Regions from separate parts of the Homo sapiens genome. Here region 2 is linked to region 1. The links are chromatin loops, found by intact Hi-C in ENCODE. Cell type or tissue: PC-3. All regions are shown on one strand.

Region 1 (5,000 bases):
ACAAATTCACAGCTCAGTCTTCCCTAGTTATGTCCCTCAGCCCAGAACCCTTGGTACAACATGCTGCTTTGTACTGAGGGCAAGGCAAATTGAAGACATTATCATCAATAAAATCACATCGAGCCCGCTCTCAACCAAATTAACCAATGTGGCCGGGCGCAGTGGCTCATGCCTGTAATCCCAGCACTTTGAGGCTGAAGCAGGCGGATCACTTCAGGTCAGGAGTTCGAGACCAGCCTGGCCAACATGGTGAAACCCCGTCTCTACCAAAAATACAAAAATTAGCCATGTGTAGTGGTGTGTGCCTGTAGTCCCAGCTACTTGGGAGGCTGAGGCAGGAGAATAGCTTGAGTCCCGGAGGCAGAAGTTGCAGTGAGATGAGATGGCGTCACTGCACTCCAGCCTGGGTGACAGAGCGAGACTTCATCTCAAAAACAAAACCAAACAAAAACAAATTAACCAATATATCCCTGAAGCTACTGGTGTGTTCCTCTTCAGGCCCATTTTTGAGTAAAAGTGTTTGGCTGTAAAAAGCTCAAAAGATGAGTGGCAGACGAGGGAAGCAGTGGAACTGAATAATCTCTTACCCAAATAAGATGAACCTAAATGACAGATGGTTGTTTCTCCAGGTGACAGTATTAGTGGGCACCCCTAAACTATCTTCACACACCCTCTGCATTACTCCACACATCCCATTATCCCACAGCTGGTACTTCTTCACCAGGTACTCCTGCCCCACTATCCCACACCTAGAGGACATTTTATCCACTCAAACAGATAAATAGGCTGAAGGATTCTAATTAAGTAATAGAATCTTGCATTTTTATAGCTCTTTACCCTTTCACATATATCATCTCATTTGTCACTCACCACAGTCCCCTAAGGAAAACAGCTACTTTCTTTCAGACAGGCAATTTTCTAGCTGCCTGGGAGCTAGGAGGAGGAAAGGGCTTCAGCACAGGCACAGTCGCTCTTTCTCGCTTTTTTTTTTTTTTCCTGTTACTACCTTCCCACATTAGATTATGCCTCCAGCCAGAATGAGTCAACCAGGAGCAGGTGCTTCCGTTTTCCTCGACTGCTCTCCTCACCTCACACCTTCTTCAGCTGTCCCCCTCCCTGAACCAGGCCCCCAGCCGCGCCACCACTGCCGCTCTCCGCCCTGGTGACCCCAGCGCCTGGACCTGGACCGACACCTGCAGCTCCGACCCGGAACAGCCACGCCCTCTACCACTCGGTCACACCCGTGTGCCTGCGACCTTTCCAACCTCCAAGGCTGGCTGTCCCACAAGTAGGAAGGCGCAGCCTCCCAAGAAATCGAGTCCCCACGCCCAGGAGGGCGGGTGGAGCCAGCTAACGGAATGACTAAACTCTGTCGCGGGGGTCAAGCCTCGGCGAGGGTTGTGTGACTTTTGTGTTCTCTACGACCCCGAGGTGCTGGGAGGCGACGACCGAGGCTCTCGCCCACGTGGCCCTCTTCTGGACCGGCGGCGGCGCACCTCGTATGGGCACCCACGCGCCCCGGGAGCCCTCCCCTCGCCAGCACAGCCTCACGCCTCCTGGGCCACGCGCACTTACCTGCCCCTAGGACTGGTGTGGCCCACGCACACGAGCCACACCCCCAAGGAGGGCTAGTCCCACTCCTGGAGCGGGCTGCGAGGGTGCACGGGGAGGCTCCACTCCTTCCCCGCCCGCCTCTTACCTGATTCAGGTAAGACCTTGCCTACAGGACTCCATGTTTCGGAGAACCGGTTGCGCATGCGCTTCCTGAGGCCAGAGGTTCTCGGCCTTCACCCTGTTCCCAGGGAGGACCCGGCCACGAATACGCGGCTCGGGGCTAGAGCGTCGCCAGGTCCGCGCACAAGCCCATCGCCCCCGAGCCCAGCATGTGCTGCCGCCTTCTCCCTGCCAGGCGTCAGCGCCACCTATTGCAAAGGGTATGAAATGGCAGGCCGTGGCTTCGACAATAGCCTCCGGCATTGGATAAAGAGAATAAAATTGTATTCGGCCTGATCTGAGTACTTTTACATAATAAAAGTGAAGGCCAAAGAAGTGACATTTTGATAGTTATTAACTACCTAGAGATCTTCGGCGAGCCTTCCGTATTTCAGCCCTTCCCCTAATTTCGCAATTACCCTAAAGATGGTGTCCATCGCCAGCCCTCTCTCTACCCCGTGCTCTCGATCCTTATATTTGCTGCTTTCTGCTGTTCACATGGCGAACACAGGCATCACATACTCAACAAGGGCCAGGTGAAATTCACTACCCTTTCTCACCTCCTCTTTCCCACACTACAAACTGACCCCTGTCCTAAGAACTGACGCTTCCTTCTCTAGTCTGTATCTTGGTTAACGCACTTCTGTCCACCCCTGTCTCCCACACACTGTCACCAACCCCTGTGGAACAGTGGAATGAGACCAAGGGGTCGGGTACCCTTAGATACAGATCCCAACAAGTTCCCTCCTCCCCATCCTTTTCATCTTACCTCCCAAGGGTCTCTTGAGTTCAGCTTGCTCCCCTCCATTCCTAATGCCATTTGCCCTTGTTCGGGGCATTATTTCTCACCTGGACTACTGCCTCCTAATTGGCTTCCAAGTCTCCACCATCACACATTTCTGGTCCATCATTCACAAACCTGCCAAAGTGATTTTTCTAAAATGCAAATCTGATCACATCTCTCTTATAAAACTCTTTACTGACACCCTATTGCTGGTGCTAAATTCAAGCTCTTCAGCTCCGCATGCAAAACACTTCAAAATCTGGTCCTTGCCTTGACTTCCTCTAGAATCTTCTATCTTACCACCTCCATCTTACCCACCCCCACCAAAACCTCATGATCTGACCAAACATTACTAATTATAGTTCCTCCCAAAACACCATGCAGTTTCCTTTCTCCGTGCCTTTACACATGTTCTCCAGGACCAGCTATGTCCTGTCCCACTTGGGCTACCTAAAAAATTCCTCCTCGTTCTTTAAAAATCAATGTAATTTTCACATCCTCTTGCAAGCCTTCCATGAAACTTTCCTATGGAAATGATCCCTCCCTCCTCTGTGCTTTCTCTGTCCCTCTGTTGCCTTATCACATTGTTTTGTGATGATGTTTGCAGACCTGTCTTGTCTCTCCTACCACAGAGCTGAGCTTCTTGAGGACAAGGACAGCATCTTACTCATTTCTATGTCCCTTTTGCCAACCCAACATTTTAATTTTCTTTTTATAGACAAGAGATCTCACCCTGTCTCCCAGGCTGGAGTGCAGTGGTGCGATCATAGCTTGCTGCAGCCTCAAACTCCTGAGCTCAAGAAATCCTCCTGCTTCAGCCTCTCAAATAGCTGGTATTACAGGCATGCACCGTCATGCCCAGCTCAACCCAACATTTTATAATAATGATGATAAGAATGAATAACAGCAAATATTTGTTAATCGCTTTGTGCCAGACTCTGTGCTGAATTTCTCATATGTACATTTTTAACTTCTGATGATTACCCTATAAAGAACTATTATTATCCTAATTTTACTAATGAGAAAACAGGCTTTGAAAGATTAAGGAGCTTGCCCATGGTCACAGAGCTGGTAAATTGTGGAATCAAGATTTAAATCCAGATCTATCTGCTCATGTTTATCTATTCATCAGTTTGGTAGAACTAAAATATTTGAAAAACCACTAGTCATTTTTTAAAGTATTAATGCTTACAGAGTTAATTTATCTTTTAAAGGGAAAACACATAGCTATTCTACTCTAGTGGATGGAAATAGAGTGTTCTAATTTAAACTAATGGTATAGAAAGCCAAATAAATACTCTTGATGTCAGGCTAAATGAGAAAATGATCCTACTTTTATCCCATGTAATCTGTTCTTATTATATGAATGTTACGAGTATTTTTGCTTAGAGATTGATATATTACAAGCCAGTAATAGATTTTTCTTAAAAACTCCTTTTGAAGAAGAGAGATCTAAATTGAAAGACAACCATAGAATGTTTAATGAGTTGTGAGAGATGAAGATACCAAGATATTGTGAGGGACGTGTGAGGTCTAAATGAGTTAATATGTGTAAAGCACTTGGTGGGGTGCCTGGCACACAAGAAGCACTGTATTATTGCTGCCGCTGTTCTTATTAAGAACTTCAAGTAGCTTGCAATCCAGTGGTAGAGATAAACGCATAAGCTGACAACAAGTAATGTGATAAATGATGTAATTTAGCTATGATCAAAATTCTGTGGGCATTCCAAGGGGACAGGGTCTGCCAGGGAATAGGGAGAGTGGCAGGAAAACAAGATGGCACCCAGAGATCCCACAGCTGCAGAGTGAGCACGTTGCTAGAACTAGAGCAACGCAACCTTTTTCAGAAACACTTTATTTGTTGGTAAATCTTTTACTACTAAAGGCTTTACTTCTTAGAATCCACAATGTTTAAAGTTTCCACAGTTTCAAGCACTCCTTTGCCTCTGGTGGTTGGGGGAAGGGGGCCACTGGGCAGAAGGGCAAGGCTTTCACCAAGATGATATGAGAATGGGGAACAGGGGGAAGAGGTCTCTGAAGCTTATGAAGATGTGGCCCAGTACTCAAAGGAAGTTCTGGCCTCATCTAGAAGTCCAACGAGGATGTTCAGACTCCAGGAGGGGAAGACACATTCCCATCCCCCAGGCTCCTGTCCCTCTCTAGTAGAGGAGAAACAGTGGAGCACAGACTTGGTGATGTGTACATTGAGCAAGAGGGAAGGGGTAGGCGGTGGAGCTGTGGCCCAACTTGGCGGGCACTGCCCAAAAAAGCCCACCTTTTTCCTCCAAACCCATGCCAGGTGTCTAGCACACTAACTCAGTGTTTCCTAAGCCAAATGACATGGAAGGCTGCTTAAAAGTCTACATTCTTTACTACAGGCCATTAACTTTATGTAGGCAAAACATATTTATGTTCCTCTGGTTCTTCAATAAACAGAGTAGAGAAACTTTCTGTGGGTAGTTCACTCTGGGCCGGTGAAAAGAGGGCAGCTATTCTGATGTGA
Region 2 (5,000 bases), 63 kb after region 1:
CGCACCACCATGTCTGGCTAATTTTTGTATTTTTAGTAGAGATGGGTTTTGTCATGTTGGCTAGGCTTGTCTCAAACTCCTGCCTCAAGTGATCCACCCGCCTTGGCTGGGATTACAGGCATGAGCCACCGCACCCAGCCCATTGCAGTTTTAATTTGCATTTTCCTGTGGTAATAGTGAACATCTTTTCATGTGCTTGTTTGTTTTCTGTATACCTTCTTTGGTGAAATACCTGTTCATATCTTTTGCCTATGTTCTAATTCGTTTGTTTGCTTTTTTACTGTTGAATTTTGAGAGCTCCTTATACATTCTAGCTACTGATCCTTTGTCAGATATATGGTTTGCAAATATTTTTTCCTAGTTCATAACTTGTCTTTTCATCCTCTTAACAGGGTCTTTGGAAGAACAAAAGTTTTTAATTTTGATGAGGTCCATTTTATCAGCTTTTCCTTTTATGGATCATTATTTTGTTGTCTAGTCTAAAAAGTCTTTGCCTGGCCTCGATCCCAATGATTTTTTTTTCTACCATGATTTTTTTTCTAAAAGTTTTATATATAAGTTCATGATAAACTTTGAGGTAATTTTTGTATAAGAGATGTGACTCACATCAAGACTAAGTTTTTGCTTACGGATATTCAATTGGTCTGGTGCCATTTGTTAAAAAGGTTACCTTTTCTCTATTTAATTACGTGTTCACCCTTGTCAAAAATCAGTTGGGCATATTTACGTGGGTCTATTTCTGGGTTCTCTATTCTGATCCCATGATCCATGTGTCTGCCTTCTGCCAATATCCTAATATTGATTACTATAGCTGTATAGTAAATTGGATACTTAAAATTGGTTAAACTGACTATGCCCACTTTCTTTTTCTTTTTTTTTTTTTTTGAGACAGGGTCTTACTCTGTAGTCCAGGCTGGAGTGCAGTGCTGTGATCTTGGCTCACTGTAACCTCCACTTCCTGGGCTCAAGCAGTTCTCCCACCTCAGCCTCCCAAGTAGCTGGGATCACAGGCGGGCGCCACCATGCCCGGCTAATATTTTTGTATTTTTTGGTAGAGACAAGGTTCTACCATGTTGGCCAGGCTGGTCATGAACGTCTGACCTCAAGTGATCCACCTGCCTCGGCCTCCCAAAGTGCTGAAATTACAGGCATGAGCTACAGTGCCCAGCCTTTCTTTTTCTTTATACAGTTATTTTAGCTATTTTAATTCCCTTGCCTTTCCATATGAATTTTAGAATAATCATATTTACATTTACTTTTTAAATGCTGTGATTTTGATAGGAGTTGCATTAAGCCTGTTTGTCAACATGGGGAGAATTGACATATTTACTATGTTGAGTAACCACTAATCTACTTTCTCTATCTATGGATTTGGCTATTCTGAACATTTCGTGTAGATGCAATCATACAGTATGTAGCCTTTTATGTCTGGCTTCTTTCACTTAGTGAAATGTTTTCAAGATTCATGTATGCTGTAGTATGTGTCGGTTCTTCATTCCTTTTTATTGCCAAATAATCTTCTGTTGTATAGCTATTCCACATTTTGTTTACCCACTCATCAGTTGATGGACATTCGGGTTGTTTACACTTACTGGACATAGTGCTGCTAAGAACATCAGTGTACAAATTTATGTGTGAACATGTGTTTTTAATTCTCTTGGGCATATACCTAGGACTTGAATTGCTTTTCATATGGTAACTGTATGTCTAATTTTTTGAGGAACTGCCAAACTGTTTTCCACAGCAGCCACACCACTTCACATTCCCAGCAGCAATGTAGGAGGGCTCTATTTTCTCCACATCATCACCAATGCTTGTTATTGTTCATCGTTTTGATTACCATCTTTGTGGGCATGAAGTGGTATATTATTATGGCTTTGATTTTCATGTTCCTAATGACTGATAATGTTTGAGCACCTTTTTATGTGCTTTTTGGTATTTGTATATCTCTTATGGAGAAATGTCTATTCAAATCATTTGCCCATATTTATGTTGGGTTATTTTTCTTCTTATTTGTTGAGTTATAAAAGTTCTTTTGGCTGGGCGCAGTGGCTCACACCTGTAATCCCAGCACTTTGGGAGGCCGAGGCAGGTGGATTGCCTTAGCTCAGGAGTTCAAGACTAGCCTGGGCAATACGGTGAAACCCTGTCTCCACTAAAATACAAAAAAATTAGCCAGGCATGGCAGCGTGCACCTGTAGTCCCAGCTACTTGGGAATCCGAGGCAGGAGAATCGCTTGAACCCAGGAGGCGGGGGCTGCAGTGAGCCAAGAAGGCGCTACTGCACTCCAGCCTCGGTGACAGAGCGAGACTCCGTCTCCAAAAAATAAAAATAAAAAAAGAGTTGTTTTATATATTCTGGATACTAGAGTCTTGTCAGAAATATGATTTGCAAATATTTTCTCCCATTCTGTGGGTTATCGAGGGTTTTCTTTTTCTTAGCTGGAGGAGTAGCTAAGTACATCTACCCCATCTTTCTGGAAGCAGAAGTCTCCCAAACTAGTCTTGTAAAGCTTTTGGAAGGGCCAAAGTGTGTTTCATTGCTTAAAACTCACAGTATTTTAAAGTCAGTGTGGGAGAGAAATCTTATTCTAGTGTTCGATTTTTTTTGTTGTTTCAAATTTAGAAATTATTCTAAAGTCAGTTTAGGGGAGAGATTTTTATTTTAATGCTTATATTTCTGTGCATTTTTGTGACTTACCTCCCTGTGTATTCAGAAAAAGTTTTCTACCTGGTGTGCAGCAGCCTATGCATTATGTGCCAGGGTACAGATCCCTGCAGCCCTTTAGCCAACAGGGCCTGGATCAACCCAAACCCAGCATTGTATCCACATTTTATCATTGTATGTGTATCATGAGGTGAAAAGGGTGAGGAGTTAAGAAAACAGAAAAGGGACCTTATAGCCCAAGTAAGAGTACAGAGTTTCTACCTGTGGTTTGTTTTTAAGCTCTGCAGTCAGAGCATTGGAAATAGGCACAGGAATGAGTGAGCATTTCTCATTTTTAGGCTAAATAGATGGGTCTTTCATCTTTTCTTACCAAACAGCAAGCAATTCAGAGTAATCACAAGAAATCAAGAATTTCGTGATATCTCCTGTCTTCACCCAAATCACATTCTACTGAGTTCTTCAAAGACTGCTATCTTCCTCCTGGTTAAAGATTATTTTTTGTTTTTATACCTCTGGCTCTGCTTCTCATATGAACTCAAACACTGAGTGCAGCCATGGCTAGAAATCTCAGAATTATTTTGAACTTCAAATATTTCTTTTGTTCCATAGGTGCCTGTGTGTATCTTACCAGCTCCCCAGCACTGCCAGACTGTGCCATGAATGGATTATGCTTCTGATGAAATCCCTGGCTGCGTTTTGTTCAGTCACCACCGCAGGGTTCTTGTATATTCTCAAGCACCCTCTCTGGGTTTCTGTTTTGCAGCACTGCAGGCTGATTAAGGGACACTTTCCAAACCACAGGGCTCTCCCTTTATTAGTCCCCACAGTCTTTCATTGGCTGCATTGTCCTCCCATTTCTATCTATATTCAATCTAATTTCCAATTTCTTTAGCTTTCTGAAATTCTGTAGGCTTTCTCCACTCAGTCTTTTCTAGCCTTATTTTTGTCTTTTTAAAAATTCACCTTCCTTTTATTATCTCTAGACAAACTATTCATTCCCTCTTTTCTTCTTTAGGCTTTACTTTTCCTGAATATTTGCTAATAGCCTTGACTGTAAGCATCAAACTCATTATAGACTAGGTACTCTTCATTTTTATTTGTTGTTTAATTCTGTTTCTTCCGTCAAAGGAAGAAATATATGTGAAAGGCTTTTATAAACCAGAAAGCACTATACACACATATCACTTATTGAGGTTAACAAAGGACCACTGTGCCTCTTTTCATGCTTTCTGCTCTTCCAAGCCAAGAGAACTTCTCCATAGAGGAGGGAAATATTGAAGAAAAATAAAGCCATGGAGTTGTCTCTTAGCAACTGAGTTCGTGCCTTATAAATCTCATCTACTTTAGATTACTGCTGCACAAAATCACTTGCTTTTCTTATTGGCTCAGTATAAATAATGTTATTAAATTATAGGAAAACAATGGAAAAAATCTAATGAATGACTCATTCACTGAATCAGTTGCACTCTGTGTTTGCACAGCACTGTTGCTATAGTCGGGTTGTTTCTTCCTCTTGATTCTAATTGTAAAGTTTTGTTATATATCTTTTATCACAACTTTAGTTGTAAGTAAACAAAGTAGAAGCTAAATGCTACCTTATACATTTATAGGTTGCTTAAGTCGTGAAGCAATATGAGTCATATATGTAGCACATAACATATACTGTATATAAGTCAAGTTGTACATAGTTTAAAGAAAATCAGGTGTGCAGAAACTCAGACCAAATTGGGAAGTATTTGCATTATAAAATAACTCATTATAAGGATTTTTCAGTTAGTAGATCTCCATAGTAAATTTCATTCAGCAAATGTGTATTTTTCCTATTTATTTATTTATTTATTTATTGAGATGAAGTCTCGCTCTGTTGCCCAAGCTGGAGTGCAGTGGCGTGATCTTGGCTCACTGCAACCTCTGCCTCCCAGGTTCAAGCGATTCTTCTGCCTCAGCCTCCTGAGTAGCTGGGACTACAGGTGCGCACCACCATGCCTGGCTAATTTTTATATTTTTAGTAGAGACGGGGTTTTACTATGTTGGTCAGGCTGGTCTCGAACTCCTGACCTTGTGATCCTCCCGCCTCGGCCTCCCAAAGTGCTGGGATTACAGGCGTGAGCCACTGTGCCAGGTCTAGTTATTTATTTATTTATTGTAGAGATGGGCTCTCACTGTGTTGGCCAGGGTGGTCTTGAACTCCTGGCCTCGAGCAATCCTTCCACCTCAGTCTCCCAAAGTGCTGGGATTACAGGTGTGAGCTATCACACCTGGCCATTTTTTTTTTTTTTTTTTTTTTTGAGATAGAGTCTCACTCTGTCACCCGCATTGTAGTGCAGTGGCG

What was found. A loop is a pair of places that touch in the nucleus more often than their neighbours do. Peaks named below come from ENCODE experiments on the same cell type or tissue, not always from the same donor. Only the 100,000 strongest peaks of a DNase experiment are listed, where the experiment ranks them.
Region 2: it touches region 1 in a loop (2.4-fold over the local background); 8 of 110 quality-filtered maps call a loop at or near these places.

Annotation. Positions count from the first base shown.
Region 1 is chr7:130,483,095-130,488,094 of GRCh38, reverse strand. It overlaps MESTIT1 (MEST intronic transcript 1, antisense RNA), which reads left to right. Exons shown (of 2, transcript NR_004382.2): 2 at 1-2,053. It also overlaps a transcript of MEST not described here. Among named protein-coding and RNA genes, the nearest start is that of MESTIT1, 5.4 kb to the left of the region's middle. RefSeq lists a silencer at 929-1,148 and an enhancer at 1,236-1,285. In PC-3, CTCF peaks have their summits at 1,722 and 1,922 (motif pointing left); a DNase peak (open chromatin) is centred at 1,834; H3K4me3 peaks cover 1,791 bases; H3K27ac peaks cover 726 bases.
Region 2 is chr7:130,420,285-130,425,284 of GRCh38, reverse strand. The region is part of intron 2 of CEP41 (centrosomal protein 41); the gene reads left to right. Among named protein-coding and RNA genes, the nearest start is that of CEP41, 18 kb to the left of the region's middle. In PC-3, no CTCF peak of the experiment used is centred here; no DNase peak of the experiment used is centred here; H3K27ac peaks cover 1,419 bases.